Linked DNA regions of Homo sapiens: all the other regions are linked to region 2. A link is an interaction called in ENCODE POLR2A ChIA-PET data of the cell type or tissue named here. Cell type or tissue: CD4-positive, alpha-beta T cell. All regions are shown on one strand. Each heading gives the region's core, and the rest is flanking DNA. Links, peaks and the distances in the headings are about the cores only.

Region 1 (10,537 bases), core at 1,766-9,765, 110 kb before region 2:
ACCACAGATTTAAAAAACATTATAAACTCCAAGGAGGATAAATACATGGAAAAATTACACCTAGGCATATCAATGTGCAACAGTTAAAAAACAAAGACAAATAGATAAATTTCAAAGGAGACAGAAAAGCAGATTGCCTGCAAAGGTAATTATATAAAGCTTCTCAATAAAACAATAAAAGACAAACCAAAATAAAATATCATCAAAATACTAATAGAAAACAACTTTCAACTTAGAATTCTATATTCAGTAAAAGTATCCTTCAAAAATGAAGGCAAAATAAAACACTGCCAACAAATGAAGAACAATTTGTCACCACCAAACTCACAGTAAAAGAAATACTAAAGGGTGTTCCTCAGTAAGAAGCAAAATAATTCTAGAGGAAAACTTAAAGGACAGGAAGGAATAAAAAAGTAATTAAAATGATAAATATGTGGGTTAATTTAAATGGATATTGACTCAAATAATGATTGGCTATGTTCACCATGTACAGAATCCAAATATACAAAATTAATACCATATAAGAGACAAATAAATGAAATTATAATGTTATAACTTCTCCCCTTGTCCAGAAATGTTAGTACTAATTTACATTAGCTTTTAATCCATATGTATATTAGTATCTGACATAGTACATTTAAGGCAAAAAATTACTAGAGATAAAAAGAAACATCTAATAATGATAATGTGTCAATTAACCAGGAAGATTACAACAATTCTAAATTGTATGTAAAATCAAAGACAAAATATATAAAGCAAAAATTAGTAGCTCTAAAGGAGACAAATTCACAATTATTTGTAAAATTACAACACAGTTCTTTCAGTATTTGATAGAAGAAAAGACAAAAAAGTCTATTCAAATACAGAGAATTTGAAAAACAAAATTAATTAAGATTAGTTTGTAGAGATTGTGAGGAGATAAAAGGAGAAGTCTTCCAAATGTTCAACTACATTTTATCTTCTAAGGACACAAACTAAAATTCAAGATGCTTGTGTCTCATGGTAATCTAGCAAGTAACGAACATGTAGAGAATGTACTAACAAAATTAGTGGGAAAAAATTTTAGGATTTGATATCCATTTTCTTAATTTGTCCTATTTTTCAAACAGGAGTTGGTAACAACAACATCAAAAAAGTGCAGGTTTCTGTGGTGAAAGCTGAGGATCTAAAGTGCTGCTATCTAGACCTGGGTCCCTGTATCTAAGTTCCATGATCGTAGGGCCAGTTCTAAGGTAATAATATAGACTTTTGAGAAATAGGCAAAGAGCAATTTCAGACCTCTTGGCTAACTGCTGCCCCAGCATACGCCAACAGATATAACAATAAATAATGGTGACTTCCCAAAGAAAATTTTAAAAAAAGTAGAGTCCTTTCTTTCTGTCTTTAGTGTTTTCACAAAAACTGCTGATTCACTTTCATTATAGACCTAAATTGCCCTCTCTTTGCCTTGATCTCAGTGTCCTTAGGCTGCTTAGACAATGTAAAATTATCTCATCATACTACTCATTATGAATTTTTGCGGGTCAATATTGAATAGTTGTGGTACCCAGAACATGAAAAACTCAACAGCCATGAATTTATAAAACTGTTTGCCCAAAAAGTGAAACAAGAAAGACTGCCAATCATCTCCTTGCACATTTACTATTATTTGCAGGAGCTTGACAACACCAATATCAAGTAACCAAAGATGGCCACTATACATTGCTTAAACACTCTCAAAAGTGTCTCCCCATATGTGTAACTACACATCAGCTATATGATCCAGATGTTCATAATTCTAACTAGATAGAAGAAAGTTGGCCTTGGTCACCTTCTGAGTCCCCACACCATAATTGTGGCATGGAGCACTCTACTTCCCCATTGTCAGATTTCTGAGGCATACTGAGTTGTGGCTTCCAGTTTAAGGCTTTCCCCAAGTCACTGCACTTATAGGGTTTCTGTTTAGTATGAATTTTCTGGTGTTTAATAAGATTTGATCTGATGGTGAAGGCCTTTCCACACTCAGCACATATATATGGTTTCTCTCCTGTGTGAATTCGATGATGCTCATGGAGTTGTGATTTCTTAATGAAAGACTTGCCACAGTCACTGCATTCATAGGGTTTCTCTCCAGTATGAATTCTCCTGTGTCTATTTAAGTGTGACTTCTGGATGAAGGATTTCCCACATTCATTACAAATATAGGGTTTCTCTCCTGTATGAATTCTCTGATGCATAATTAGTGTTGATTTTCTTGCAAAGGCTTTCCCACATTCACTGCACTCATAATGCCTTTCTCCAGTATGGGATTGCTGATGTATATGGAGACCTGACTTCCTAGTGAAGGCTTTCCCACAGTCACTACATTTATAAGGTTTCTCTCCAGTGTGAATTTTCTGGTGTGTAAAGAGATTTGATCTGTCAGTAAAAGCCTTTCCACATTCAGCACACCTATAGGGTTTCTCTCCTGTGTGAATCTGCTGATGTACGTGGAGCTGTGATTTCTTAGTGAAGGATTTCCCACAAATACTGCATTCATAGGGTTTCTCTCCAGTATGAATTCTCTCATGTGTAATAAAATGGGATTTGTGGAAGAAGGCCTTACCACATTCAGTGCAAACATATGGTTTTTCCCCTCTATGAATTCTCTGGTGCATACTTAATGTTGACTTCTGAATGAATGCTTTCCCACATTCACTGCATTCATAATGTCTCTCTCCAGTATGACACTTCTGATGTATCCTGAGCCGAGACTTCCAGGTGAATGATTTTCCACAGTCGCTGCATTTATAAGGTTTCTCTCCAGTATGAATTTTTTGGTGCTTAATGAGATTTGACCTGTCAGTAAAGGCCTTACCACACACAGTACATATATAGGGTCTTTCTCCTGTATGAATTTTCTGGTGTATAATGAGATTTGTCTTGTGAGTGAAGACCTTCCCACATTCTGAACATATAAAGGGATTCTCTCCTGTGTGAATTCGCTGATGCACATGGAGTTGTGATTTTTTAATAAAGGATTTCCCACAGTCACTGCATTCATAGGGTTTTTCTCCAGTATGAATTCTTTCATGTGTGATAAAATGTGACTTCCGGATAAAGGCCTTCCCACATTCAGTACATACATAAGGTTTTTCTCCTGTATGGATTTTCTGATGCATACTTAGTGTTGATTTCCTTGTGAAAGCTTTTCCACATTCAGTACATTCAAAGTGTTTCCCTCCAGTATGAATTTTTTTATGTATATTAAGGTTTGAATTCTGAGGGAGGTTTTTCTCACATTCACTGTACTCATAAGGTTTTTCTCCAGAATGAATTCTCTGGCATCTGAACAGATCTGACTTCTGGATAAAGGCTCTTCCATAGTCACTGCATTTATAGTAATTCCCCTCATAAGGAGTTTTCTGACGGTTTGACTTGAGGGAAAAATCCTTCTCATATTCAGTGCATATTCCTGCATAAACCCTCTGACTGCCATCAAGCTGGGACTTCTGAGTGAAGACTGCCTCACATTCATGGCATTCATGCTGCTTTTCTTCAGCACAAATACTCTCATGTGCAAAGGCATGTGACTTCGGGGAGAAAACATTTACGTAGTCAGAAAACAAATAGAGGCTCTCTCTAGTATGAATTTTCTGTTGTTGAATGAGAGCTTGCTTATGATGCAGAGGTTTCCCACATTGGTTACATTCACAAGCAGTCACTTCTGTATGAGAATTCAAATGAGTGAAAATATCACCATCTCCAATAGTCTTATCAGAATTTTCTGTTGCATTGTTTCTATTATATAAGGTTATGATAGGCTCCAAATTCTTTCCACACGAGTTACAGTTATGGGGTCTTTTTCTTGAGGAAACCAGGTGTGTGTTTACATGAACTATTTCCCCAATGTCCTTATATTCAAAGATGCTGTCATTAGCTAGTGTTTTCTTGTTAATGAAGACAACACGACTTAAAGGTTTGTTCTGGTTTTCTCCACATTTTCTTGTGTGTTCATCGTCTTTCCACAATTCTTCTAAAATGGAATATGGGTCATCTCTTGTGAAGAGATTAATATTAATCTCAGACTGGAAAGAAACTTCTTCAGACATCCTCTGTTGTAAAGGTCCAAAACCAATGTCCCCATCTAAAAAAGAAAGAAAAGATAAGACTGACAAAAAGAACAATTAACAGAAAATAAGGCCAGGTGCGGTGGCTCATGCCTGTAATCCTAGCACTTTGGGAGGCTGAGGTGGGCAGATCACTTGAGGCCAGGAGTTTGAGACCAGCCTGGCCAGCATAGCAAAACTCTGTCTCTGCTAAAAAACACTCAAAATATTGTCTCTACTAAAAATTAGCCAGGCGTGGTGGTACATGCCTGTAATTCCAGCTACTCAAGTGGCTGAGGCAAGAGAATGGCTTGATGGCTTGAAGGCAGAGGTTGCAGTGAGCTGAAATTGCGCCATTGCACTCTAGTCTGGGTGACAGAGCAAGACTCTGTCTCCAAAATAAATAAATAAATAAATAAATAAATAAATAAATAAATAAATAAAAATACAATAGACCTTTGATTCAGGCCGGGTGTGGTGGCTCACGCCTGTAAGCCCAGCACTTTGGGAGGCTGAGGCAGGCGGATCACCTGAGGTCAGGAGTTGAAGACCAGCCTGGCCAACATGGAGAAACCTCATCTCTACTAAAAATACAAAATTAGCCGGACATGGTGGTGCATGCCTGTAATCCTAGCTACTCAGGAGGCTGAGGCAGGAGAATCACTTGAACCCAGGAGGCAGAGGTTGCGGTGAGCCGAGATCTTGCCATTGCACTCCAGCCTGGGCAACAAGAGCGAAACTCTATCTCCAAAAAAAAAAGAGTTGATTCAAGGCAGACACAGAGATATGAGAGAGACTATATAAATATAACAAATGTACATAAGTATTTTAAATATACATAAATATATAGGTATAATAACTCATTTATATATAATATGTAATACAATGATGTAGAGTAATAATATTAATACTAACATTTATAACATGATAAACAATATCATTTAGATGTGCTGTTCTAAGTTCTATATTAATTCACTTAAACTTTATCACGGCCCGGTGTGGTGGTTCATGCCTGTAATCCCAGCACTGTGGGAGGCTGAGATGAGAGGATTGCTTGAGCCCAGGAGTTTGAGACCAGCCTGGGAAACATAGTGAGACCCCCATCTCTACAGAAAAATGAAAAAACAATTAGCTGGGCCTAGTGGCACATGCCTATAGTCCCAGCTACTTAGGAGGCTGAAGCAGGAGGATCACTTGAGCCCAGGTGTTTGAAGCTGCAGTGAGCTCTGATCGCACCATTACACTCCAGCCTGGGTGACAGAGTGAGACTCTGTCTCTCTCTCTCTCTTTTTTTTTTTTCTTTTTTAAGACAGGGTCTCACTCTGTTGCTCAGGCTAGAGTGTAATGGCATGATCAGAGCTCACTGCAACCTCCACCTCCTGAGTTCAAGGGATTCTTGTGCCTCAGCCTCATGAGTGGCTGGAACTACAGGCATATGCCACCACAACTGGCTAATTTTTGTATTTTTAGTAGAGACGGGGATTCACCATGTTGGCCAGGCTGGTCTCAAACTCCTGACTTCAAGTATCTGTCCGCCTCGGCCTCCCAAAATGTTGGGATTACAGGCGTAAGCCAGCAAGCCCAGCCAAGACCCTGTCTCTTAAAAACAAAAACAAAAAGCACTTTATTGTAACCCTTTGCTGTTGGTATTATTATTGTTTCTAGTTTACAGATGAGGAAACTGAGCCACAGAAGAGTTTAGTTAAATTTGCCCAAATCAAATGTTTAGTAATTGGGGAAGAAGAGATTGCAATTCAGTGCAAATGTAGTAGAACTACATGGTGAGTGAGGTGTCAGAAGAACAAAGTGATAAACTCTGTGAAAAGAAGTATTTCTGAGTCTAGATTCTTTTCCTTAATCTGTAAATCCTCACAATCTTCCTGTTTTCTCTTCTCCCTATGATCCACTGTGCCCTAAATACCAATGTATTTATGTTTACAGTAAAATTACGATATCTTAGTCATCCTAACTTGGCCAAACAGAAAAATTTATATACATTTGTTATATTTATATAGCCTCTCTCATTTATCTGTGTTTTCCTTGAATCAACTCTATGTAACAATTGGTCTATTTTCTTTTGAGATGGAGCCTCACTCTATCACCCAGGCTGGAGTGGCTGGAGTGCAATGGCGCGATCTCGGCTCACTGCAACCTCCGCCTCCCGGGTTCAAGCAATTCTCCTGCCTTAGCCACATGAGCAGGTGGGACTACAGACATGTGCCGCCATACATGTATTTGTAAAAATACAAATTTTTGTATTTTTAGTAGAGATGGGGTTTCACCATGTTGGCCAGGCTGGTCTCAAACTCCTGACCTCAAGTGATCTGCCTGCCTCAGCCTCCCAAAGTGCTGGGATTACAGGTGTGAGCCACCGTGTCTGGCCTATGGTTCAATTCTTCATCCCTGGTTTGGGGTACTGATGTGATAAATGCATCTGGTAGAAGACATAACAGGAAAGAACTAGACATCAGAAGAGAAGACTGAAAGTTGTTCATCAAACCTGTGCCCTTCCTTCACAATATTAAGCTTGTAGCCAAGCACATGGCTGCTTCACAACACTAGGTTTGTTCAGCTTCATTTGTCACTAGGTGGCACTGAGTAACTCTTTTTCACTCATCAGTGGAAGTGATAAGGCCAATGTCTTAAGAAAGTGGGTTTGTCTCCTACAAACCTCTTCTTTTCCCACCAGTATATTCCAACTTGGCAGCACCCAGTTCTATGAAGCTGGCAATGCCCTAGGGCAGGGGTCAGAAAACTGAAGCCCTTGGGCCAAATCCAGGCCTCTATCCAAAAGCTAACAATGTATTTTACATTTTTAAATGGTCAAAAAATTAAAAGAAGAATACTACTTCACGACATATGAAAATTATATGAAATTCAAATTTCAGTGTCCATAAAGTTTTTATTGGAACACAGCCACACCCATACATTGATGTATTGTCTATAGCTGCTTTGGGGCTACAACTGCAGAAATAAGCAGTTGTGACAGTAGCCATATGGTCCACAAAGCCTATTTACTTTTGTGCCTTTACAAAAAATTTGTCAGCCCTTGCCCTAGGGGATGGTGGTACAATGACTTTCTAGAAACTTTGTCCCTGAACGGCCATGGAAACAGAGTTGCCCGGTGTTATGGCCATCGAAAAGGGACTAACACACATCTTTCCATTAGTCACTGCAGTCTATTTTATCAATGAACCCAAACATACAGTCTTTTCATTTTCTCCATTTAAGCTTCCTTTTTCTGATCTTTTGTTTCTATCAAAAATTCATTGTTCTTCATTAATCATTTGGGGTTCTCTGCTTTAAAAGCTAATTTCAAATTTCACCACAACTCTAGAGAGGCTCTCTTTTAACTTAAAAACAAACAACAAAAAGGTACTCTGAACCACTCATATTTATATTTGAATTGGCATAGATGTGCACGTTAACAAAAGTGTAATGCACAAAGACTGAAATTTTCAAGATTTCATGCAGTTATCCTCTTTCCAATTAGTTTTTCTAGCCCTTTGAATTGCTCCTAAAAGAAAAATTTTAAAATCTTTCTGAAATAGAGCAAAACGACCTCCTCTGCTTATAACACAAATTCAGGAATTTAATTTCACTATTTTCTACAGAAACTTTGCATTTTAATGTACAAGAGTAAAAGCCTCAGTTATCATGTAATTTAATGTAGGTTTCTCTGAATTTCTGGAGGTTGTATGCTGCAATAGGTCAAATTCAAGGAGTAAGTGAAAGCTGAGCACAAAATATGTGTATTATTTGGTTTTTTGTTTGTTTTTGTTTTTGTTTTTGTTTTCTGAGATAGAGTCTCACTTTGTTGCCCAGGCTGGAGTGCAGTGGCACGATCTCGGCTCACTGCAAGCTCCGCCTCCTGGGTTCACACCATTCTCCTGCCTCAGCCTCCCAAGTAGCTGGGACTACAGGCGCCTGCCACTATGCCTGGCTAATTGACCTTGTGATCCACCTGCCTCAGCCTAAAGTGCTGGGATTACAGGCGTGAGCCACCACGCCCAGCCTTTTTTTTTTTTTTTTTTTTTTTTGAGACGGAGTGTCGTTCTTGTCACCCAGGCTGGAGTACAGTGGCGCGGTCTCAGCTCACTGCAACCTCCACCTCCTGGGATCAAGTGATTCTCCTGCCTCAGCCTCCTGAGTAGCTGGGATTACAGGCCCCTGCCACCTCGCCTGGCTAATTTTCATACTTTTAGTAGAGATGGGGTTTCGCCATGTTGGCCAGGCTAGTCTCAAACTCCTGACCTCAGGTAATCCACCCACCTCAGCCTCCCAAAGTGGTGGGATTACAGGCGTGAGCCACTGTGCCCAGCCAAAATATGTGTATTATTTGAATACGCAGATAGATAACATAATAATCAAAGGGCTCGATGAAAAGGGAGAATTAAAGAAAATCTTAAAATAGGATAGAAATGGTTATAGAAAACAGGGACAAATGTGAATTGCAAATATGAGGCCATATTCTTTCTCTAGCTTACAAACCTACTGAGAGGAGAATCTGTCACATGTTAGATATTAAGTAGTAACTTTAGTTTTCTTCCATGTAGCTATGACAGGATAAACACAGCACACAATGTTTTAAGTAGTGAAATCTATCAGCAGCATCTGAGATGAAATAGTGAAAAAGAAAGAATGGGATTATCACATACAAATAGGATTAGAATAATCTAGGCATGAGAAAACACAGACATGGTTGTAGGTGATATGACTGGGAGGTAAGAAAGAGGCTTTTGTAAATGAGAAAAATAAGTAGAAAAGCAGAATGAATTATCTGAGAAGATGGATTAGAGGGAAAAGTAAAAAAACTCCAAGAGAAGATGACAACATTTTGAAAGGCAAGCCACCTGCTTTTACATGCTACATTGTATCTTGTCTTCCTTCACACAAACAGCCAGACCCTTAAATGCAAACAGTATTGGTCTTTCCCCTGAGTGCTGTATACAATAGGGCCAATGCCTGACTGAGACACACAAATAACAGTCACAGAGTAAAAGTTGTTCCCATGAGCCAATTATCACTCAGAGCTTATGCTGCAGCTGAGACACATAATCTAAGACACAGATTATGCTGGGCTGAGACACATGGACCTGGGCAACTTTAAGGAGGGCCCAAAGCCCTTACACCTGCCTCTAAATGTCCATGATAACTTCTAATGTAGGTTAGTTATGTATAGGACAGAGGCAAAGTGCATACTTGCCAGCAGGCAGTATAACCAGTTGGGAAGAGGAGAAAGACCCCTGTGGGGGTGGTCATTGCCTTGACATCCTGCTTATTGCCCCAGCTGTAAATGACCTGCAAGGAGAAATGGACCCCACCCCAAACTTGGTTCAGATGTCAAGAGTGACGATGAGACACACACAATAAGAGGGTGTAAAAAGATTTGTTACTCACATAATGAGGCTTTCTGGGGACAGCTCCAAGCAGGTCCAGATGGGGCTAGAGTGAGCAAGGAAAGGACTGTCTTGGGAGTTTATGGCAGGGGCGGGTGGGGCTGGGCTAACTATTCCCTTATGTAGTTGGAATTTCCCAGCAACAATGGAGGGAACTCATGGGCTTTTTTCTCAGTTTGTCCAGGAAAAAAAGAGAGAGAGATGAGGCTTAGAAAACATCAGCAGTTGAACATCAAAAATGAAGGATACAGAATGAGATGTTCAAAGTATTTTATTAGGGAAATACAAATTAAATAATAATTAGAAATTAAAACCCATCAGATTAGCCAAAATATTAAAAATTTGGATAATACTAGGTATGGGTAGGGATGTGGGGAACTAATACCCTTGTACAAAGTTCCAGGGACCGTAGAGTGACACAGCCAATCTGGAAAATAATGTGCTTATACCTCATCATATTCAATATTAGTATGCCCAATGATAAAGCAATCCCACTCCTCTTCCTTAAGAAATTCTCATTTCCGGCTGGGCGTGGTGGCTCCCGCCTATAATCTCAGCACTTTGGGAGTCCAAGGCGGGTGGATCACGAGGTCAGGAGATCGAGACCATCCTGGCTAACATGGTGAAACCCCGTCTCTACTAAACATACAAAAAATTAGCTGGGTGCAGTGGCGGGCGCCTGTAGTCCCAGCTACCGGGGAGGCTGAGGCAGGAGAATGGCGTGAACCTGGGAGGTGGAGCTTGCAGTGAGCTGAGATCATGCCACTGCACTCCAGCCTGGGGGACAGAGCGAAACTCCATCTCAGAAAAAAATAAATAAATAAATTATCATTTCCAGTAAGAATAATTCATGAAGAAATGTATTGCAGTACTGTTTGTAGTAGCTGAAAAACTGGACAAGTAAAATGGGGTATATATGTGCACTACAGAATGATATGTAGAAATTAGAATAATGCACTGCAACATGGACCAATTTGAGAAAAAAAAACTTGAGTAGGATATATAATACAGTACCATTTCTACAAATTAACAATGCCAACAACTCAGATTTTATAAATATCCCAGAAATTC
Region 2 (10,537 bases), core at 1,491-9,490:
CTCCTGTCTCAGTCTCCCGAGTAGCTGGGATTACAGGTGCGCACCACCATGCCCAGGTAATTTTTGTATTTTTAGTAGAGACAGGGTTTCTCTATATTGGCCAGGCTGGTCTCCAACTCCTGACTTCAGGTGACCCACCCTCCTTGGCCTTCCAAAGTGCTGAGATTACAGGCATGAGCCACCTTGCCCGGCCTTAAAGACTTAATTTTTTTATAGCAGTTTTACATTCACAGGAAAATTGAGAGAAAAGTACAGAGATTTCCCATATATTCCCTGACCCCACATATTCAGAGACACTCTCTTTATCAACATCCTCCCCAGAGGAGACATTTGTTACAATTGATGAACCTGCACTGACACATCATTATCACTTGGAGTCTATATGTGGCTGGCCTTTTCACGTTCCTAATGGTGCCTTTTGATAAGCAGAAGTTTTCTATGTTGATGAAACATATTTTCAGGTTGAAGAAGTTGTTTATAAAGTTTTTTTTGTGTGTGGCTTAGTGCCTTTTATACTCTAAGAAATCATTACCAACCACAAATTCATGAATATTTTCACCTATGTGTTTTTAGAAGCTTTACAGTTTTAGCATTCACAATTAAGGTTTGGATTCATTTCTAGCTATTTTCTGTGTATAGTGTGAGTAAGCAGTCAAGGTTTGTATTTTGGTACGGCTATCTAAATGTTCCATTACTATTTGTTGAAAGGACGTATCTTTCCCTATTGATATGTACTGGCACCTTCATTGAAAATCAATTGAACAAATGAATGAAAATCTATTAGTTCATTGATTTCCATTGATTTATCCTTATGTCAATACCACATTGTCTTGCTTTTGAAATTTATTTTATTTTATTATTTATTTAGTTTTGAAATGGAGTCTCGCTCTGTCGCCCAGGCTGGAGTGCAGTGGCATGATCTTGGCTCACTGCAACCTCCACCTCCCAGGTTCAAGCAATTCTCCTGCCTTAGCCTCTCCAGTAGCTGGGACTACAGGTGCCTGCCGCCATGCCTGGCTAATTTTTTGTATTTTTAGTGGAGACGGGGTTTCACCGTGCTGCCCAGGCTGGTCGTGAACTCCTGACCTCAGGCAATCCGCCCACCTTGGCCTCCCAAAGTGCTGGGATTATATGCGTGAACCACTGCGCCCAGTCAAAATTTATTGTATTATAGTAATTATTTTATTAATGAAAATAATTACTATAATAAAATTATTTTAGTTAATAAAATATAATTACTATAGTAAGTCTTGAAATAGGGTAATTGGTTGAACTAGTTCTCTGTTGTTGGACCTTCAGCACATCTCTGACATTGGGCAAGGCTCGGTGGGTGGCTCATGCCTGTAAATCCCAGCACTTTGCAGGGCTGAGGTAGAAGGATCGCTTGAGCCTGGGAGTTCAAGGTCAGCCTGGGAAACATAGCCAGAGTCCGTCTCTGCAAATAATAAAAACTTAGCCAGGCATAGTGCCACACACCTGTGGTCCCAGATACTCAGGAGGCTGAGATGGGAGGATCCCTCGAGCACAGGAGGTCGAGGCTACAGTGAGTCATGATCGGTCCAGTGCATTTCAGCCTGGGCAACAGAGGGAAACTCAGTCTCAAAAAAAAAAAAAAAAAAAAAATCAGCCCTAATAAGACTGTATAAAATGTCCTTGCTCATTTGTGTGGGTGTTTTGGAAGGTCGATGGCTGAAGCGAGTGTCCCTTATGTCTGCATGTCCCATGTCCTTGTGTCCCCATGCCCCCATGTTTCCAAGACCACACGTCCCCACGTCCCCTGTACCCCCATGCCCTCATTTCTCTATGTCCATGTGGCTCCACATTCCTCATGTCTGCGTGTTCTCATTCCTCATGTCCCCATAACCTCCACATCTCCATATTCTTCATGTCCCCGTATCCCTCACGTCCCCGAGTCCCTGTGTTCCCATGTCTCCATATCCCCATGTCTCCATGTCCTCATGCCCCATATCTCCATATTCTTCATGTTTCCATGTCCTCTTTCCCCATTTTCTCATGTCATGTCCCTGTGTCTTCATGTCTTCATGTCCCTATGTCTTCAGGTTCCCATGTCCACTTATCCTCACATCCCCATGTCTCCATGACCTCCACTTCCCATGCTCTCATGTCCCAAAATGCCCATATCCTCATGTCCTCTACGTCCTGTTGTCATGTCTGCATGTCTGCATGTCTCCATATCCCTCGTGTCCCCAAGTCCCCCATCCCCATGTCCTCATTCCCCCATGAGGACCCCTCCTATCCCCACGTCCTCATGTCACCCATAAACCAGCCCAGAGCAGAGTTTGCCTTATGCTGTGTGCTTGGTAAATATGAGCTGCCTTCCTCCTTAAACCTTCCATTCAAAGGCTGCAGAATAACCATGGGTAAGATGGCTTCCCTGAAAAAATGCACCCCAGGTGTCACTACTAGACGTCAGATGGACACTTTCCCCCACAGCGGATAAACTGGTAGCAACCCTGGGAAGGAATGGGGTGTAACAGCCAGGGCCAGCTGGGTGCCGTAACAGTCCCAGGCTTAGTCATAGTGCAGTGCTGGCAATGGGAGAGTTGTGGGGGCTCTGTTCCTTGTAGTCAGATGGGGAGCACTCACCCACCAGGACAGAGGCCCAGGGAGAGCACTCATCCACCAGGGAAGAGCCCCTAGGCCAGCTGAGAGAAATTAGGCCAGGGGCTGCTGAACAGGGTAGAGCCCCTGGGCTTCCCTCCTGGTAAGTGGGTGTTCCCCCTTGGCCTCTCTCCCAGTGGGTGATCCCCCCGGGCCTCTCTCCTGGTGGGTGGGCCCTCCACCCAGGCCTCTCTCCTGGTGATTGGGTGCTCCCCCTGGGGCTCTCTCCTGGTGAGTGGGTGCTCTTCCAGGCCTCTCTCCTAGTGGGGTGCTCCCCCTGGGCCTCTCTCCTGGTGGGCGGGCACTCCCCCTGGCTGACAGTTCTCTGCCCATAGGCTCTCTCCATCCTGGCCTCTGTGGTCCCACACAGGCCCCTCTGGGTCCTGGACTTCAGAGCTCCTCTCCCTGGCCATGGCCAGCTTTCCTGGAAGACAGGACTGGGGGTCCCTGGGACAAAGCAGGAGTCCTGGGGAAACCCCCTTTCTCATCAGAGGCACCCACCCCTCATGAAGTGAGCCACCTGGGGGAGGATGAGCAGCACCCTTGAGGGACAGGCTAAGGGACACTGGAGGCACAGGGCCTTCTCTGCAGAGCCTCTGACTCCACAAAGTTATTCAAGGGCTTTGAGATTGAATAGCACCAATGGATTGTCACTGTGGTCCCCAGGAGCCCTCCATGGTCACCAGGAGTCCTCCGGGGTAGAGGACTCATTTGAGCCATTGGAACATGAGTGAAATAATTGGTCAGAGAAATTGGAATATGTGTTGATACTTCCTGGTGGTTGCTTCTCCACTGTGGGCTGATCCCACCATTCCCCAACTTCAGGTCACCCTTGCCCTTTTTCATGATGAAAATACTACATCACTTTAAAACAATAGGAAACACTTAACTCTTTAGTTTTGATGGGTCAGTATTGGGGTGTGGCTTGGCTATGGCTTGGGGACCTCTCATGAGGCTACAGATGGTGGCTGGGGCTGCAGTGTCATCTGAAGGCCTGACTGAAACTGAGGATCATTTTCAAGGTGACTCATTCACACATCACAAGTTGTTGCTGGCTGTTGGCCTGGGGCCTTAGTTCCTCTCCGCATGGGCCTCTCTGCAGGGCTGCTTGAGCATCCTCATAACATGGCAGCCAGCTCCCCCACAGTGAGTGATTCAGCAAGGAAAGGCAAAAGCTGCAGTGTTATGTATGGCCTGGCCTTGGAAGTCACCTTCATCATTTCTGTAATGTCCTATTGTACAGTAGTGTCCACAGGTCAGCTCTATTCACAGTGGGAGAGGCAGATAACCAGCATTTGATGATCACTGGGCCATTGGGGGGCAGGCTGCCAAAAACATGTTTCTTTTTGAATGATGTCACTCCCAGGTGGAGGCACCACTTCCTCCCACTCACCCCAACCAGGGACGACAGGACACTTGGCCTCAGTTCTACTTTCAAGCCACAAACCCCTCCCCATCCTCTTTTTGTTCCTTACCTACCACAACCCCTCACCTTTCAGGTCACCACAGCCAGCCTGCTGCTGTGCTGCCAGAATTTATCATGACCCTCTTAGGACGACAGTTGTGTATTCCTAGTGTACCTGGGTTTGTGTCCCTGGTCCTAATGGGACCCCACTGCTGGCCTTCTGGCACAGGGGACCTCTGTAGAGGAGAAGGCTGAACCAGGTGGTGGTGGCAGGCACTGCTGTCCTTCCTGGCCTGGGCTGGAAGCATCTGGATGGTCCAGGGCTGCCTCCTCAGGGGGCAGGAGCCAAGACTCCAGGGCCCCGGCATTGACAGCACAGCAACGGTGATTCAGATGTTGGTGGCTGGGATCCCTTGAGTACCTACCATAGGCAAAGCCCTCATTTCTCACAAAAACTCCACCACATGCATCCCACATTTTCTCCATTTCATGGAGGAAGAATGGAGTCTTCAAGAAGTTCATCAGTGTCCGGGCATGGTGGCTCATGCCTGTAATCCCAGCACTTTAGGAGGCCGAGGCAGACAGATCACCTGAGGTCAGGAGTTGAGACCAGCCTGGCTAACATGGTGAAACCCAGTCTCTATTAAAAATACAAAAAATTAGCTGGGCATTGTGGTGGGCACCTATAATCCCAGCTACTTGGAAGGATGAGGCAGGAGAATCTTTGAAACCAGAAGGTGGAGGTTGAAGTGAGCTGACTTTGCGCCACTGCACTCCAGCCTGGGCAACAGAGTGAGGCTCCGTCTCAAAAAAAAAAAAAAAAAGAAAAGAAAAGATTAAGTTCAGCAATATGGCTGAGGCCACAGCACCCATGCGTCCGAGCTCAGGTGACACTGTCCACCCCATCCTTGTCACGGCTGGGTGTAGCTCTGCATCCTCACACAGGCAGGGAACTTAGGGACAAACTCCACATCACCTCAGCCTTTAGCTTTTGGGAGGGAGGGGCACACCACTGTGTCCTGAGCCTCAGTTTCCCTGTTGTCAGACGGGGATAACCATACTTCACAGGGGCATGAAGGGGCCCAATGAGTAACCATTCACAGGGCACCTGCGGCAGCACCTGGCACAGGGAAACTGAGGCCCAGAGAAATTGCTTTTATTTATTTATTTATTATTTTATTTTTATTGAGACAGTCTCTTTCTGTCCCCCAGGCTGGAGTGCAGTGGCGCAATCTCAGTTCACTGCAACCTCCACCTCTGGGGTTCGAGCGGTCCTCCCACCTCAGCCTCCTTAGTAGCTGGGATTACAAGCATGCGTCACAATGCCCAGCTGATTTTTGTATTTTTAGTAGAGACAGGGTTTCACCAAGTTGGCCAGACTGGTCTCAAACTCCTGACCTCAAGTGATCCTCCCTCCTTGGCCTCCCAAAGTGCTGGGATTTCAGGCATGAGCCACCATGCCCAGGTGAGAAATTGCTTTAAAAAAAATGAATATAAGCCTGGATTAACAAGCATTATTAAAATTGAGTCAGACTTTGCACTCTAAGCCCTTCAGGACCTGGTGTTATTATTTATTGATTCTCTCCCTAAAACAATGAGGGTGCCCTCCTGGTGGGGCTGCTCAGCGGGGCAGGTGCTGGGCCTGCTGGAGCAGCCCTCGTGGGTCAGGTCTCCCAGGAAGCATCTTGAAATATCTGTTTGCAGGGGGCCTCTTCACCTTCTAACTTGTGGCCATTTCATTGTTCCCAACCAAGAGGGTCTGAGGAAGCCTCTGATGGTGTGTTTCTGGGCTCACTCTGGGCTTGTCTGGTCTAGGGCCGGCCCCCTCATTCCCTGCTGGGCCCCTCCTCCCTGAAGATCTACACAGCAGATCTACTCACAAAAGTCCACCCAGCAGAAGCAGGAGGATGGTGGTTGTGGGTCCTCTGTGAGCAGCCCTGTTAACCTTTAAACCAGCACGGCCGCCGCAGCTGTGAGCCTAGCACCTGATCAGTGGAGAGCTGTGGATTGCATGTTTGTTTGCCATTGCCCCCGCCACCCTGCAAGTTGCACCTTCTAGAATCAGCAAGCCAAGCTCCTCTCACCCAGCGTAATGATGCGGAAATGCAAATGCACCATCATGTTGTGACCCATATTGCGAAAATTAGAAAAAAGGAAGTTGTGTTTCGCTATTGCACGAAGTTCAGCCCAGAGGAGAAACTCGCTCGCCTTCAGAAGACAGGTGAGTGGGCTTGGTCCTGAGGTGTTGGCCGAGCCCTGAGATCCTAACTGCTTTTGTGGAACTTTGGGGTGGTAGGAACATTCAGGGCAGGAGCCATTTGAGGGAGACGGATGTTTTCAAGGCAGGAAGTGGCTGTGGTGGCACGGAATGGTGTCTTGTTTTTGTTCTGTTGTCTTTCTCTGGGTTCCTGTAGCATGATGTGTAAAAATTCAGAGTTATTGTGGGCCTCGAATGGCAAGTGTGAAAAGCCTTTGTAAACTGCTGAGTGCTGGGACAGTGTTGCCTATCGTCTGGGGGTGGCTTAGGCTCTCACAAGATGAACGGTGCCTGCCCGTGTCCCCATCGAAGGCTGGCAGGGGCCTGGGTCCGAGGCTGACCAGATGCAGGGAGCCTTTTTCCATCGGCTGGCAGCGCACCAGCCAGGGCATCGAGACCACGGCCAGCCCCTCTCATGTCACCCAGGCCTGGGGGGCGGGGGGTAGCGCGAGCCTTCCTCTGCCTGAACAGAGGAGGGTGGTCCCAGACGTGTCCTGGGGGCTAGGCTTTCCCACACAGTGTGTCTCCAGAAGCTTCCTCTGCACTCTGCAGGTTAGATATTAGCAGATGCGGGCCTGTGTAGCATGGGGCTGTGAGGAAGGAGTGCTGCGCCCACCAAAGCCTCCTCAGCACCCCGTGCTGTGCCTGGCAGTGTGGGACAGTGGCGGGGCCACCTCAAGAGGTGCATGGACTGATGGCAGGGTCCCAGCGGCAGTGGCGGCACAACCCGATGCCACCGTGATTGTGCCCACTGTGCAGAGGGGGCCCGAGGGGCAGAGGCATGTTCGGGTCACACAGCATGGCCACACTCATCTGTAAAGTGGTGACTGAGTCGTGCCAGGCTCACTGTAGTTCGGGGCTGGACGTGCTTAGCAGGTGCCACTGCCATTCAGATCGGTGCTTGCCAACACCCAGGGCGGATGCTGGTCAGCCATTCTTGCAGGGGAGGAAACCAAGGCACACAGCTGACTTGCCCTGGGCCCCCCAGCCTGCAAAGTGTCTGACTGAGCCCCAGTACAAATCTTCACAACTTGCTCAGTGGCCCCAGAGCCGGGTGGGGCTGACCAGCTGGGTGTGAAAGGGAGGAAGTGGTTTGTCCCCAGCTGGGCTGTTACAGGAGGCCAGAGGAGGCCCCGGTTCCACTCCTCAGGGGGCGGAGGTCCACGTCTACACAAAAACCAGCACCATGCAGTGTGCAAGACCCCTTGGAATGACACGAGGCCGAGTGCCCTGCACACAGAGGCCTGCAGCCGTGTTGTACAGAGGTTAGAGCTGAAATGACCTTTTCCTGAGAAGCCTCACCACTGTCCGAGGATGGGCCTGACCTTCCTGGCCTGTGCCCCTTGAGGACTCCCAGGTTAGTCCCTGGGCTAGAAGAGTGACCTGGGAGTCACTGGTGCATGTGCTGGGAGCTCCCAAAGCATCCTCCCCACCTGCCCCGATAGGTCTATCAGGAGCCTGGTTTACAGATAAGGAAACTGAGGCCCCTCAGTAAGGGCAGTGCTGGGCAGGTGTGAAACCTAGACAAGGATGAGACTGGGCTTGTGGAACAAGGAGGCTCGGAGGCAAGCATGTGCCGAAAACAATGAACAAGGACAGGAGGAAGAGCAGAGCCGGGCACTGTGGTGCCTGCCTGTCCCTAGGCGGGACGACCGTCAGCTGTCGGGGCTGAGCCGGTCGGGAAGGAAACAGGATATGAGGACCTTCATTCATCCCTTACATTTCTCCCCGTGTCCTGCCTTCTTCTCTGCAGATATTGTGGGTCCTTGTAGGTGACAAGGGGCCCATTGTCTGAGGAGGGAGACAGGGACATGAGCCTGCCACGGTTTCATCTGGCTAGCTGCAAGGACAGTGCAGGGCAGGCCCTGTGTGAAATGGGGGCAGCCACATCTGGGTCTGGGGACAAGCTGCCTGCTGCCTAGTGACACGAACCTGTGCCCGTGGTGCCTCCGTCCCCACACGTGAGCTTCCCCACTCCCTCCTTCTGAGCTTGCTGCCTGCCGGTGAGTGTCCCTGGTCTCAGGAAAGTAACCCACAGGCAAATGGTTGCTGCATTTTCCCAAAAGCAAGTATTGAACCCCTAACAATAATCTCAGCCCTCCAGGACCCCCTGCTCTGTGCCACAAGGTGTGCTGTCCCCCAGCCCCACCCTCCAGGTGGGGGCACCGCAGACTCAGGCCTGGAGGCTGCACCTGTGGGCCCTGCCCGGGGCCCACCCCACCTGGGAGTCTGTATGAGGCCTCTGCCCAGGGTGCCAGTCTTCTGAGGAGCAGCGGTGGCTGTGCATGTGGACCAAGGAAGGAGGGCAAGAGTGTGTGAATGAGGGCTGAGCTCCGCAGCCTCAGAAAGGGACACTAAGGATCCCGCCTCCCCTGGACACCCCCAGCTGGGCAGGGAGGTTGACAAGGAGGCTGGCCTGGTACAGGGCCTTGCCCTTCGCACCTTGTCATTTTGGTGCAAATTCAAAAAACTTCTCATGAGAATCTTCTGCATATGTTTAAAAAAAGTTTTCTTTTTAAAAATGGCAGTAAAATACACATAACCTAAAACATAGCACTTTCATCTTTTTTCTTTTTTTTTTTTTTGGGGGGGGATGGAGTCTCACTCTGTCTCCCAGGCTGGAGTGCAATGGAGCCATCTCGGTTCACTGCAACCTCCATCTCCCAGGTTCAAGCGATTCTCCTGCTTCAGCCTCCCAAGTAGCTGGGATTACAGGCGCCCACCACCAAGCCCAGCTAATTTCTTGTATTTTTAGTAGAGAGGGGGTTTTACCATATTGGTCAGGCTGGTCTTGAACTCCTGACCTCAGGTGATCCATCTGCCTTGGCCTCCCAAAGTGCTGGAATTACAGGCGTGAGCCACCGTGCCCAGCCTCCTTCATCGTTTTTAAGTGATCAGTACAGTGCCCTCAGCACATTCATATTGCTGTGCAACCATCACTGCCATCCATCTCCAGAGCGTCTTCACCTTCCCAATCTGAAACTCTGTCCCTGTTAAACCCTCTCCATTCCCTCCCCTGGCCCTGGCAGCCACCATTCTGGTTTCTGTCTCTGTGAATTTGACTCCTCTAGGACCTAACGTAGGTGGAATCACACAGGATTTGTCCCTTTGTGACTAGCTTATTTCACTTAGCATAATGTCCTCAGGGTCCACCCCTGTTGTGGCATGGGTCAGAATTTCCTTCCGGTTTATTTATTTACTTATGAGATGGAGTCTCACTCTGTCACCAGGCTGGAGTGCAGTGGCGCGATCTCAGCTCACTGCTACCTCTGCCTTCCAGGTTCAAGCTATTCTCCTGCCTCAGCCTCCCAAGTAGCTGAGACTACAGGCATGCACCACCATGCCCAGCTAATTTTTGTATTTTTAGTAGAGACAGGGTTTCATCATGTTGACCAGGCTGGTCTCAATCTCTTGACCTCGTGATCCGCCCGCCTCGGCCTCCCAAGATGCTGGGATTACAGGCATGAGCCACTGCGCCCGGCCTCCTTCTGTTTAAGGCTGAACATGATTCTGTTCTATGGAGAGGCCACCTTTTCTTTATCCAGGTTTCTAGGGATGGACACTTGAGGGGCTTCCACCCTTTGGCTGTTGTAGGGAATGCTGCTATGTATGTGGGTGTACAAGTACCTGTTTAAGACCCTGCTTTCAAACCTTTTGGGAGAAACATTCTTGACTAGATGGACTCACATGGGAAACTGGTGTTGGTTTAAATGTGGCTGCCCTAAGAAAAGCTGCCGCATCCTTGGGAGAGGTAGATACCCCCCGCCCACCAGCCCCCGATTCCAGGCTGTCCAGCCTCTTCTCCCAGTCCACAGTCACAGCGTCATGCCAGGGCTATGGGTCATGAAGACTCATACAGTCTTAAACAGTAGAAGTAACTTGTTAAGGTGGCGGTGTGAGCCATATTTGTGAGTGTCTGCTCATGGCATGACTACAAACGGGGAGGTGCTGCGTTGATCTGCCTCCTCTTCTCCCTGCTCAGCTTGCCCTCACTTCCTGCCCTCTCCGAGGCCCCTCTGACCCCCATCCCAATTCAGGAGCATGTAGCACCTCACTGAGTTCTCAGCAGAGATGATGGAGACCCCTCCTCCATCCACTCCCACAGCAGACAGGGCATTTCCCAGGCTGAGACCCCAAGGTAATTACTCTGGGCTTCCAGGCACCGCTAGGTCACAAGGTGGCTTTAATTTTTGTTTTCTTTTCTTTTTTCTTTCTTTCTTTTTTTTTTTTTTGACACGGAGTCTCACTCTGTG
Region 3 (10,537 bases), core at 929-8,928, 76 kb before region 2:
CCTATTACTCCCCTACTTATCTTACCTCCATTGTGACGATCCACCCTCACCATCGCCTGGGAAGAGAAAGGTAAGGAGCCCTCAGTCCAGACCCACAGAGCTTGATTCTCTCCTTCCTTTTTATTATTAGTTCCACTTTTCCAAATCCAGTGGAGGGACTTCTGCGATGGGAAGTCTCAGGAGAGACCGGAACATCATGCTTCCAGGGAGAGGCAGGGCAGCCAGGGGTTGGTAGGGGTAGATTGTGTACAGGGATTTCCATCCCAAGCCCTCAGTCCATCTGTTGGGGAGCGCAGGAGGCGTGAAGGCAAAATCAAACCCGTGGGCTCAGCGGCCAGGAATGGTCATGAGACGGGGGAGGTCTCTGGTCATGAGACAGGGGAGGTCTCTGTCCGAGGCCAGGCCCTAAGCCCTGGCTCATCAGCCCCTTCCTGGGGCAGGTGGCTTGGGGCCCAACCTCCTCTGTGTGGGGTGATATGGGGCCTGTGCTGGGCCCCCAAGGGCCTCCCACCGGGGCCTGGCATCTCCTCTTGTCTCCTGGGAAGCAGAATCCTACCTGACAGCTCAGTGGTGCCTGTGGGCCTGAGCCTGGGTGTTCCAGGAGCAGAGGAACAGGGACTGATGGCGTCCATGGTGGACCTCATATTGAAAATCCCTCTGTGTGTGTCTGTGTGTGTGTGTGTGTTATTTTTATTTATTTTATTTTATTTTATTTTTTGAGATGGAGTCTCACTCTGTTGCGCAGGCTGCAGTGAAATGGAGCGATATCTGCTCACTGCAACCTTTGCTTCCAGAGTTCAAGCTATTCTCCTGTCTTAGCGTCCTGAGTAGCTGGGGATTACAGGTGCCCGCCACCACACCTGGCTAGTTTTTGTATTTTTAGTAGAGACAGGGTTCCACCATGGCCAGGCTGGTCTCAAACTCCTGACCTCAGGTGATCCACCCACCTCGGCCTCACAAAGTGCTCGGATTATAGGCATGAGCCACCGTGCCTGGCCCCCTCTTCCTGTTTTTCTAAGAAGAAAAGCAGTTTATCATCCATTTAAACATGAATGGGAGGAAGCACACAGAGCTCCCTGAGCAAGACAGAGAGAGCCATGCGGTTCATGAGTGCAGAGTGCTGCGGCTGGGCTGGGGGTGGAGAGGGAGAGCCGGTCCTAGCTCCTCGCCATTTCTTGTCTCCCAGTGTCATCTTGTCTCCTCGCGTCATCTTGTCTCCCAGTGTCCAGTAGGGCAGAGGGGGATGCCCAGAGGCAGGATGAAAAACCACAGTCTTCAGAGGTAAGGCTCTGCCAGGGCACACTAGAGTTAATTTGATCTCGTCTGTCCCTGAGGGAACTGACTCTGAAGAAGTCAGTTGAAGAAGCCTGAGGTGGGGGCTCCTAGGAAGGAAATCAGAACCCCGGGTCCTTCTCAGATTCCATGCCGGAATGAAGCCATGGTGGGCCAGGGACTGAGCGTTACCCAGCAGGGGGCAGTGTGTGTGTTCTGGGGAGACCAATGCCTGCCTGGATGCGGAGGGGGTTGAGGGGGCCTCCCGCTCCCTGGGAACAGCTGTTCAACTCTGCTAAGGCTGATTCCTCTTTGAGACCACCCCAGTCCTTTCTCCACACAGGGCAGTTGTGAGGACTATGGGGGTGGGGGGCCTGTTTGTGGAAGCCCTTTGTGAATGACAAAGCCCTGTCCTCCATGCCTTGCTATTACCATCGGGGCCATGTGGCTTTGGACACAGATGGGTGGGTTCCAGGGTCTAATTCCCCATGGTCTTCCCTGAAGAAACATACACTCAGCCTCCTGTGAGATCCCAGGCCCCTCCCTCACTGCCCTAACCCGGTCTGATTTCCAGCTTGTAGAGAGTGCCTGAGAGGCCTGGAGGAGACTTGGGACCTGCTTTCACAACTGCAGAGGTGAGGCACTTCCCCTTCCCTGCATCCTTCCTACCAGGGCTGGGATGCGACCTCAGGGCCATAGGCAGCCTGGAGCTGACCTGGGATGGGGAGACCAGGGGGACAGAGGATGAGAGTAAAGGCCTGGGGCAAGGGGTAGCAGGAGAATTGGGCAGTCAGGGTGTGGGGTGGTGGAGGGGCTGTGGCCCGAGCGCCCACTCTGACCTCCGAATCCACCTGCTCCTGGCTGCAGCTTGTGCCTCCTGTCTCCTGCAGCCTCCTAGGGCCACACCTTGAAAAAGGTGACTTTGGTCAGCTCTCCGGTCCAGACTCCCCAGGTGAGGTGGGCAAAAGAGCACCTGATGGAGCCTCCCGGTCCTCTCATGAGCCTATAGAAGATGCTGCTCCCATTCTCTCCCTGTTAGCTTCCCCGGATCCTTGAACCAAGCATCCTCAGGATCTGGCCTCCACCCCACCACCAGGCCCAATGACCACCTCAGTCTCCTCCCTAAGTGCCTCCCAGCCACCAGAACCTTCCCTTCTCCTAGAACATCCCTCACCCGAGCCACCTGCACTTTTCCCTCACCCACCACGCACTCCTGATCCTCTGGCCTGCTCTCCGCCTCCTCCAAAAGGCTTCACTGCTCCTCCCCTGTGGGACTCCACTCTGATAACTCCATCTAACTGTGACTCAGTGGCACTTCCACTGGACACTGTCCCTCAAAGCTTGACTCCACGTGAGGATTTGGCAGCTTCTGTCCCAGCCATCTCAGGTCTTGGCGGCTCAAATAGTCAAGTTTCTGCCTTCTCCTGGTGGCAGGAGACTACCAGAACCTGGTGCGTCTTCAATTCGTCAGTCCAGCAAGATCATCTTTCCCGCCACCCACCAGAGACCTGTCAGATGGAAGCTGGTAGACCATTTTTGCTCAGCTCTGATGGCCAGGATGTCGTGGGGATACAAGTCACAGAAATCAACATTTGAGAGGAAAAAGAAAATGATGGACGATTTCCAAAACAGCCCACAAAAGCACTTGAATGCTTTGGGGAATTTGGTTAAATCACTGGATGCTGAGCAGGACACCACAAGCCCAAAACCCTTCTGGAACATGGGAGAGAACTCAAAATAGCTGCCCAGTCCTCAGAAGCTCTCAGATCCTAGGCTCTTGCAGGAAAGTTTTCAGAAGAATTATAGCCAGCTTTTCTGGGGCCTCCCCTCTCTGCACAGTGAATCTCTGGTGGCTAATGCCTGGGTCACTGACTGTATGTAAGGGTCTTACATCCTTACATCAATGAAATGTCCAATGTCTGCCCAATTCAAAGGGAGACTACAATGTCCCCACTGCTTTTCCAGGCCCAGCCCCTGTCCCATCTGGGGCCTGAGTCCCAACCCTTTATTTCATCCACACCCCAATTCCGGCCCACACCTATGGCTCAGGCCCATCTTCAATCCTCTTTCCCAGTCCTATCTCCTGCTTTTCCATCCCCGATGAAGAACACTGGAGTAGCTTGCCCTGCGTCGCAGAATAAAGTGCAAGCTCTCTCCCTACCTGAAACTCAGCACCCTGAATGGCCTTTGTTGAGGAAACAACTATAAGGTGGGTTGGCTTTACCCCCTAGGGTCCAAAAATCTCAGGACATCTTTAGTGTCTCCACTCCTAACCTTCCCCAGGAAAGGGGACACCCATTCTGCCTGAGAACTTTCCAGTCAGTCCTGAACTCCAGAGCAACATATTGAAAAGTGGTTCATTCAACACCAGGGCAAGATTCAAGAGTCTCTGGATCTGATGCAGCTTTGGGATGAATTGCCAGGGAAAAGTCAGGCGAAGGGCAAACCCAGGTCCTGGCAGTCCTCCATGTCCACAGGTGAAAGCAGCAAGGAGGCACAGAAGGTGAAGTTCCAGCTAGAGAGGGACCTGTGCCCACATCTGGGGCAAATTCTGGGTGAGGCCCCGCAAAATCTATCCAGGGGCATAGAAAGCTTCCCAGGGAAGACTCTGGGGGTGACCTCTGAAGAGTCAGAAAGGAACTTGAGGAAGCCCTTGAGGAGTGACTCGGTAGGGATTTATTAAGACTCACGGACAGGAATCATATAGAAAACATCCTGAAAGCCCACATGGGTAAGAGGTTGGGCCAGACCAACGAGGGCTTGATCCCCGTGAGTATGCATCGATCCTGGCTTGCTGTCAACCAGGCTCTTCCCGTGTCCAACACCCACATGAAAACCAGCAATCTAGCACCCCCCAAAAGTGGGAAAGCCTGTGTGAACACAGCCCAGGTGCTTTCCTTCCTTGAGCCATGTACTCAACAGGTGCTGGGAGCCCACATTTTGAGGTTTTGGGCCAAACACAGGTGGGGTCCACCCCTCAGGGTCCTCAAGCCCATTCAGTGCTTTAAACTGGTTTCATCCTTGTGCAATACACAGCTTGCCGGTCCCTCCTCAGCCACCTGTGAATCTGGGGCTGGCTCAAAAGTTGAGGTGGCCACGTTCCTTAGAAAGCCACCAATGGCAAGTCTGAGAAAGCAGGTGCTGACCAAAGCATCTGTTCACATGCCAGAGAGGCTTCAGGCCTCCTCACCTGCATGTAAGCAGTTCCAGAGGGCCCCACGAAGGATCCCATCTTGGAATGATCATGGGTCCTTGAAGGCTCCTACAGCTGGACAGGAGGGCAGGTGGCCATCTAAGCCCCTCACATACAGCCTCACAGGCAGCACCCAGCAGAGCAGGAGCTTAGGAGCCCAATCTTCAAGGGCGGGAGAGACCAGGGAGGCAGTGCCACAACCCAGAGTCCCCTTGGCAACCTGTATGTTGGCAAACATCCAAACCACAAGTGAGGATGTGCGTGGTTTCGAGGCTCCAGGGGCCAGCAAAAGCTCTCTCCTCCCTAGAATGTCTGTCTCCCAAGATCCAAGAAAGCTGTGTCTTAGGGAGGAGGTTGTTAGTGAATTTGAGCCTGGAATGGCCACGAAGTCAGAGACCCAGCCTCAAGTTTCTGCCGCTGTTGTGTTCCTTCCAGATGGGCAAGCATCTGTTGTGCCCCATGCTTCAGAGAATTTGGCTTCTCAAGTGCCCCAGAGCCATCTCCAGAGCACGCCTACTGGGAACATGCGGGCTTCCCAGGAGCTACGTGACCTCATGGCAGCCAGAAGGAGCAACCCGGGGCAGGGGCACAAGGAGCCCAGGAACCCAAACTGTCAAGGTTCATGCCAGAGCCAAAGGCCAATGTTTCCCCCTACTCACAAGAGGGAGAACCCTAGGAAGCCCAACTTAGAAAAACATGAAGAAATGTTTCAAGGACTGAGGACTCCTCAACTTACCCCGGGCAGGAAGACGGAAGACAGAACACACCCATCAGAATGAAGGCATCCAGCTACTGCCATCAAAGAAACAGCCTCCTTCAATAAGCCACTTTGGAGAAAACATCAAGCAATTTTTTCAGAGGTTTTTATCAGAGAAAAAAAGCAAGCCAGCACCAGTCACTGCTGAGAGCCAAAAGCCAGTAAAAAACTGATCATGCATGTACAGCAGCAGTGCTGAAGCTCAGCGGCTCATGACAGCAGTTGGACAGATACTGGAGGAGAAAATACCACTTTGCCATGTGCGCCATGCCTCGAAGGTAAATCAGCACCAACAGCAGTTTCAAGCCCCAGTCTGTGGATTTCCCTGCAACCACAGGCACCCCTTCTACTCAGAACACAGCAGAATGCTGAGCTATGCAGCCAGCAGTCAGCAAGCCACCCTCAAGAGCCAGAGTTGTCCCATCAGAGACAGAGAAATTGATCAACAGACCTTGAAAAGTGTCCGGTGCAACAATGAGGGCCTTCACTGTCCCTCTTTCTGTCAGCATTTTAATCACAACTGTTTAACAAGTCTCTACAATGGTCCAAACTTTCCCTCATCTTCCTGTCTTCTTCCAAGTCCTCCAAACTCTCCACCCTCTGGCTGTTAGCCACTTCTGAACCTGCTTTTATATTTTCAGCTATCTTTGTCACAGCCTGGCAATGTAGAAGGAAAAAAGGCCATTTTCAGAGCAAACTTCAAGAAGACTTCAGATATTTGCATTAAAAAGAAGACCAGTGTTAACAGAGAACACGGTGGGGAAAAGTCATTGAAGGCATTTCATAGCTTCACTTCGCAGTACTAATTTTCTGTATGATCATAACAAAAGGGATTTAGTTGGCTAGGCTAACTAACTCAGGAAGCCTCCCCATCATACCAGAAGGACAAGCAGCAATAAAATGTTTCATATGGCAGGAGTAGGAGCAAGACAGAGAGGAAAGAGATATCATACCCTGTTATACAACCAGATCTCATGAGAACTCAGTATCACAAGGTCAGCATCAAGAAGAAGGTGCTTAACCATTGGTGAATGATCCACCACCCCACTCACCTCCACCCCCAACTGTTTCCAGGCAGAAAACTGATGCAGAGGCAGAGCCACTTGGAATACCTCTACTAGGGCAGTGCAGAAGGAACATATGGGCTTGAAGGCCCCATGCAGCAGGCCATCATCCTAGAGACATAGACCCACCAACAACCCACACCCTCAGTATGGAAAAGGTACAGGCACTTAACACCAGCCCAGCCCATGAAAGCATCCATGAGGGCTAAAGCCGGCAAAGCCACAGGTGCACTGTTCTAGTAGAGGTTTCCCATGAGCCTCTGCCTCTGCAGCAGGTTACTCCCCCTTCCTACTACCCACCAGCCTCCCACCACACTACGGCCAGGCTACTCCTCCCCACCCTCCCCACCCCTTTCTCCTTACACCCCCACCCTCCTCCCATTCATGATTAAATCACCTCCCACCAGGCTTCACCACCCAAATTTGGGATTACAATTTCACATGAGTTTTTCTAGCAAAACACAGCCAAACCATATTATTCCGACCTTGACCCTTCTGAATCTCAGGTTCTTCTCACAGGGTAAAATACAATCATGCCTTTTCAAAAGTTTCCAAAAGCCTTAACTCATTCCAGCACTAACTCAACTATAAAAAGTTCAAAGTCTCATCCGAGACAAGGCTACAGTATCTTCTGCCTATGAGTCCCTGAAGTTAAAACGGAGTTCTTTTCTTTCAAGGTACAACGATGGTACAGACATTGGGTAAGCTTTCTTAATCCAAAGGGAAGAAATTTCCCAGAAAAATAACACAAATGGGACCACAGGCCCAATGCACATCCAAAACCCAGCAGACCAGTATTCAATCTCACAGCTACGAAATTATGACGAGAACTATCAGAAGGACAGCATTAAGGAGATGGTATTTAACCATTTGTGAAGGATCTGCCCCCACCCCTGTCTTTCACCCCCAATGCCACCATAATTCCCCCCAATTCTCCCTGACACCCCCACCTTCCAACCTCCACTCTCCACCATGATTAAATCACCTTCCACCAGCCCCCACCTTTAACATTTCCCGTTATAGTTCCACATTAGTGGGACACAGAGCCAAGTCATATTATTCTGTCCCTGCCCACTCAAATCTCATGTCTTTCTCACATTGCAAAATACAATGGTGCCTTCCCTACAGTCCCCCAAATCTTAACTCATTCCAGCAAATGTCCAAAGCCCAAAGTTTTATCTGAGACAAGGATACAGTCCCTTCTGCCCATAAGCCTCTGAATTATAAAGCAAGTTAACTACTTCCAAGGTACAATGATTGTACAGGCAATGGGTAAGCATTCCCAGCCAATAGAAGAAAAATTGCCTGAAAGAAAAACAAACACTGATGGGACTCACAGGATACATGAACGTCCAAAATGCAGCAGGCCAGTCATTCAATCCTACAGCTCCAAAATCATCCTTTTGGAATCCTTGTCCCACATCCATGGCACAGGGGTGTGAGGGCTGGGTTCCCAAGGCTTTGGGCAGATATGCACCTGTGGGTTTGCAGTGATCAGTCCCCACTGCTGCCCTCATGGACAGCGCTGGTGTTGAGTGCCTGTAGCTTTTCCACAGAGAGGGGGTAAGCTGTTGGTGGGTCTATGAATCTGGGGTTTGGAGGATGGTGCCTCCCTGTGTGAGGGCTTCAATCCAATATGTCCATTCTTTGCTGCCTTAGTAAAACTTTCCATGAGGCTCTACCTCTTGGAAAGGCTTCCGCCTGGACACCCAGGCTTTTCTGTACATCCTCTGGAGTCTAGACGCAGGCTCCCAAGCCTCTAGTCTCTTGCTCTGTGCACTTGCTGGCTTAACACTATGTGGAAGCCATCAAAGCTTGGAGCCACTTCTGAAGCAGTGACCCAAGCTGTACCTGTGCATCTTTCAGCCATGGCTGGAGCTGGAGCTGCACGGATGCAGGCAGCAGTGTCCTGAGGATGCACACAGCAGGGAGGCCATGGAGCTGGCCCAGGAAACCATTTTTCTCTTCTAGGCCGCAGGGCCTGTGACAGCAAGAGTTGCTGCAAAGGTCTCTGAAATGCCTTCAAGGCCTTTTCCCCATTGACTTGGCTATTTGCACTGGGCTCTTTTTTATGCAAATACTCTAAATGTTCCCTAATTTTCCTCCTGAAAATCAGCTTTTCTTTTTGACCATTTGGCTAGGCTGCAAATTTTTTAAATTTTTGAGCTCTGCTTCTCATTTAAATAGAAGTTGCAACTTGAGGTCATTTCTTAGGTCGCACATAAGAACACAGGCTGTTCAACGCGGACAGGACACCTCTGGAGCTATGCTGCCTACATGTTCATTCCATCAGATACATCCTAAATTATCACCCCCAAGTTCATAGTTTCACAGATCTCCAGGGCAGGGTCACCATGCAGCCACGTTCTTTGTTAAGGCCAATCAAATGTAACTGTGGCTCCTGTTCACAGGAAATTCCTCATTTTCATCTGAGACCTTTTAAGTCTGGCCTTCACTGTCCATCTTTCTGTCAGCCTTCTGATCACAAGTATTTAACAATTCTTTTCAGTGGTCCAAACTTTTCCTCATCTTGCTGTTTTCTAAGCGTTCTCAACTCTCCCAACCTCTGTCTTTTACCCACTTCTGAACCTGCTTCTACATTCTCAAGATATCTTTGTCACAGCCTGGTAATGTGGTAAAAGAAGAAAAGTCCATTTTCAGGGGGAAAATTCATGAAGGCTTCAGATATTTGCATGAAAAGAAGCTGAGTGTTGATTGCTAAGACGATGGGGAAAAGGCCTTGAAGGCATTTCATAGCTCCACTTCACAGCACTAATTTTGTGTATAATCATAAAGAAAAGAGGTGTAATTGGCTCACAGTTCTGCAGGCTGTAAAGGAAGCATACTGGCTTCTGCTTCTAGGAGGACTCAGGAAGCCTCCCAATCATACCAGAAGTCCAACGGGCAAGGAGATGCTTCATATGGCAGGAGTAGAAGCAAGACTGAGAAAGGAAAGAGGTCCCACACCCTGTTATACAACCAGATCTCATCAGAACTCTGTATCACAAGGTCAGCATCAAAAAGATGGTGCTTAACCACTGGTGAAGGATCCGCCCCCCCACACCCACCTCCACCTCCCACCGTTTCCAGGCAGAAGCCTGCTGCAGAGGCAGAGCCAGATTCATAGACCCACCAACAGCTTGCACCCTCAGTGTGGAAAAGCTACAGGCACTCAACACTAGCCCAGTCCATGAGAGCAGCCGTGGGGCTAAAACTTGCAAAGCCACAGGTGCACTGCCCTAGTAGAGGTTGTCCATGGGGCTGTGCCTCTGCAGCAGGCGACTCCCCACTCCCAGTGCTTTATCATTCGTGAAGGATCTTCCCGCACCATTTTATGACTAAATTTTTTTCTACCTAGGCCCCACCTCTAATGTTAGGGAGTATAGTTCCACATGAGTTTTGATAGGGACATAGAGACAAACCCTATTATTCTATCCCTGACCCCACAAACATCATGTCCTTCTCACATTGCAAAATACAATCATGCCTTGCCAGCAGGAGTCTTAACTCGTTTCAGCATTAACTAAAAGTTACAAAGTCCAAAGTCTCATCTGAGTCAAGGCTACAGTCTCTTTTTCCTATGAGCCTCTGAAATAAAAAGCAAGTTCACTGCTTCTAAGGTACAATGATGGTACAGGCATTGTGTAAGCTTTCCATATCCAAAAGGAAGACATTTCCCAGAAAGCTTCTTATTTCTATCTGAGACCTCCTCAGCCTGGCCTTCAATGTCCATGTTTCTGTCAGGACTTTTGTCACAACCATTTAACCAATCTAAGATGGTCCAAACATTTTCTCATCTATCTGTCTTCTTTTGAGCCCTACAAACTCTTCCAACCTCTGTCCATTACCTAGTTCCAAAGCTGCTTCCACATTTTCAGGTATCTTTATAGCAATGCTCCAGTCCTCATTTGCCATTTTCTGTATGATTCATTTTGAAAAAGAGGTTTAATTGGCTCATGGTTCTGCAGGGTAGACAGGGTAGACAGAAGCATTGGCTTCTGCTTCTGGGAGTTCTCAGAAATCTTTCAATCTTTGTGCAAGGTGAAGAGAGAGAGAGTTGTCTCACATGGCAAGAGGAAAACACGCAGAGTAGGGAGGTGACATAGAGTTTTCAATGACCAAGTCTCATGAGAAGTCACTCATGATTGTGAGGACAGTAGCAAGAGGATTGTGCTAAACCATTCATGAGAAATTTGCCTTCAGGATTCAATCACCTTAGACCAGGATCCACCTTCCACATTAGGAAATATA

What was found. Peaks named below come from ENCODE experiments on the same cell type or tissue, not always from the same donor. Only the 100,000 strongest peaks of a DNase experiment are listed, where the experiment ranks them.
Region 1: POLR2A ChIA-PET joins it to region 2 with 14 read pairs; 4 of 35 experiments call an interaction of 5 or more read pairs at or near these places.
Region 3: POLR2A ChIA-PET joins it to region 2 with 16 read pairs; 5 of 35 experiments call an interaction of 5 or more read pairs at or near these places.

The regions. Positions count from the first base shown.
Region 1 is chr9:92,844,447-92,854,983 of GRCh38, forward strand. It overlaps ZNF484 (zinc finger protein 484), which reads right to left. Exons shown (of 5, transcript NM_031486.4): 5 at 1-4,105. The coding sequence ends at 1,782. Among named protein-coding and RNA genes, the nearest start is that of ZNF484, 28 kb to the right of the region's middle. In CD4-positive, alpha-beta T cell, for the core only: CTCF peaks have their summits at 6,645 (motif pointing right) and 6,848; a DNase peak (open chromatin) is centred at 6,645.
Region 2 is chr9:92,958,106-92,968,642 of GRCh38, forward strand. All of the region lies in intron 1 of FGD3 (FYVE, RhoGEF and PH domain containing 3), which reads left to right. Among named protein-coding and RNA genes, the nearest start is that of FGD3, 16 kb to the left of the region's middle. RefSeq lists enhancers at 5,888-6,007, 6,288-6,397, 7,034-7,665. In CD4-positive, alpha-beta T cell, for the core only: no CTCF peak of the experiment used is centred there; DNase peaks (open chromatin) are centred at 3,696, 4,056, 6,106, 6,376 and 1 weaker place; H3K4me3 peaks cover 4,633 bases; H3K27ac peaks cover 7,601 bases.
Region 3 is chr9:92,882,720-92,893,256 of GRCh38, forward strand. It overlaps the pseudogene SPATA31B2P. Among named protein-coding and RNA genes, the nearest start is that of ZNF484, 10 kb to the left of the region's middle. RefSeq lists enhancers at 1-415, 416-932, 8,402-8,902. In CD4-positive, alpha-beta T cell, for the core only: no CTCF peak of the experiment used is centred there; DNase peaks (open chromatin) are centred at 4,682 and 5,472.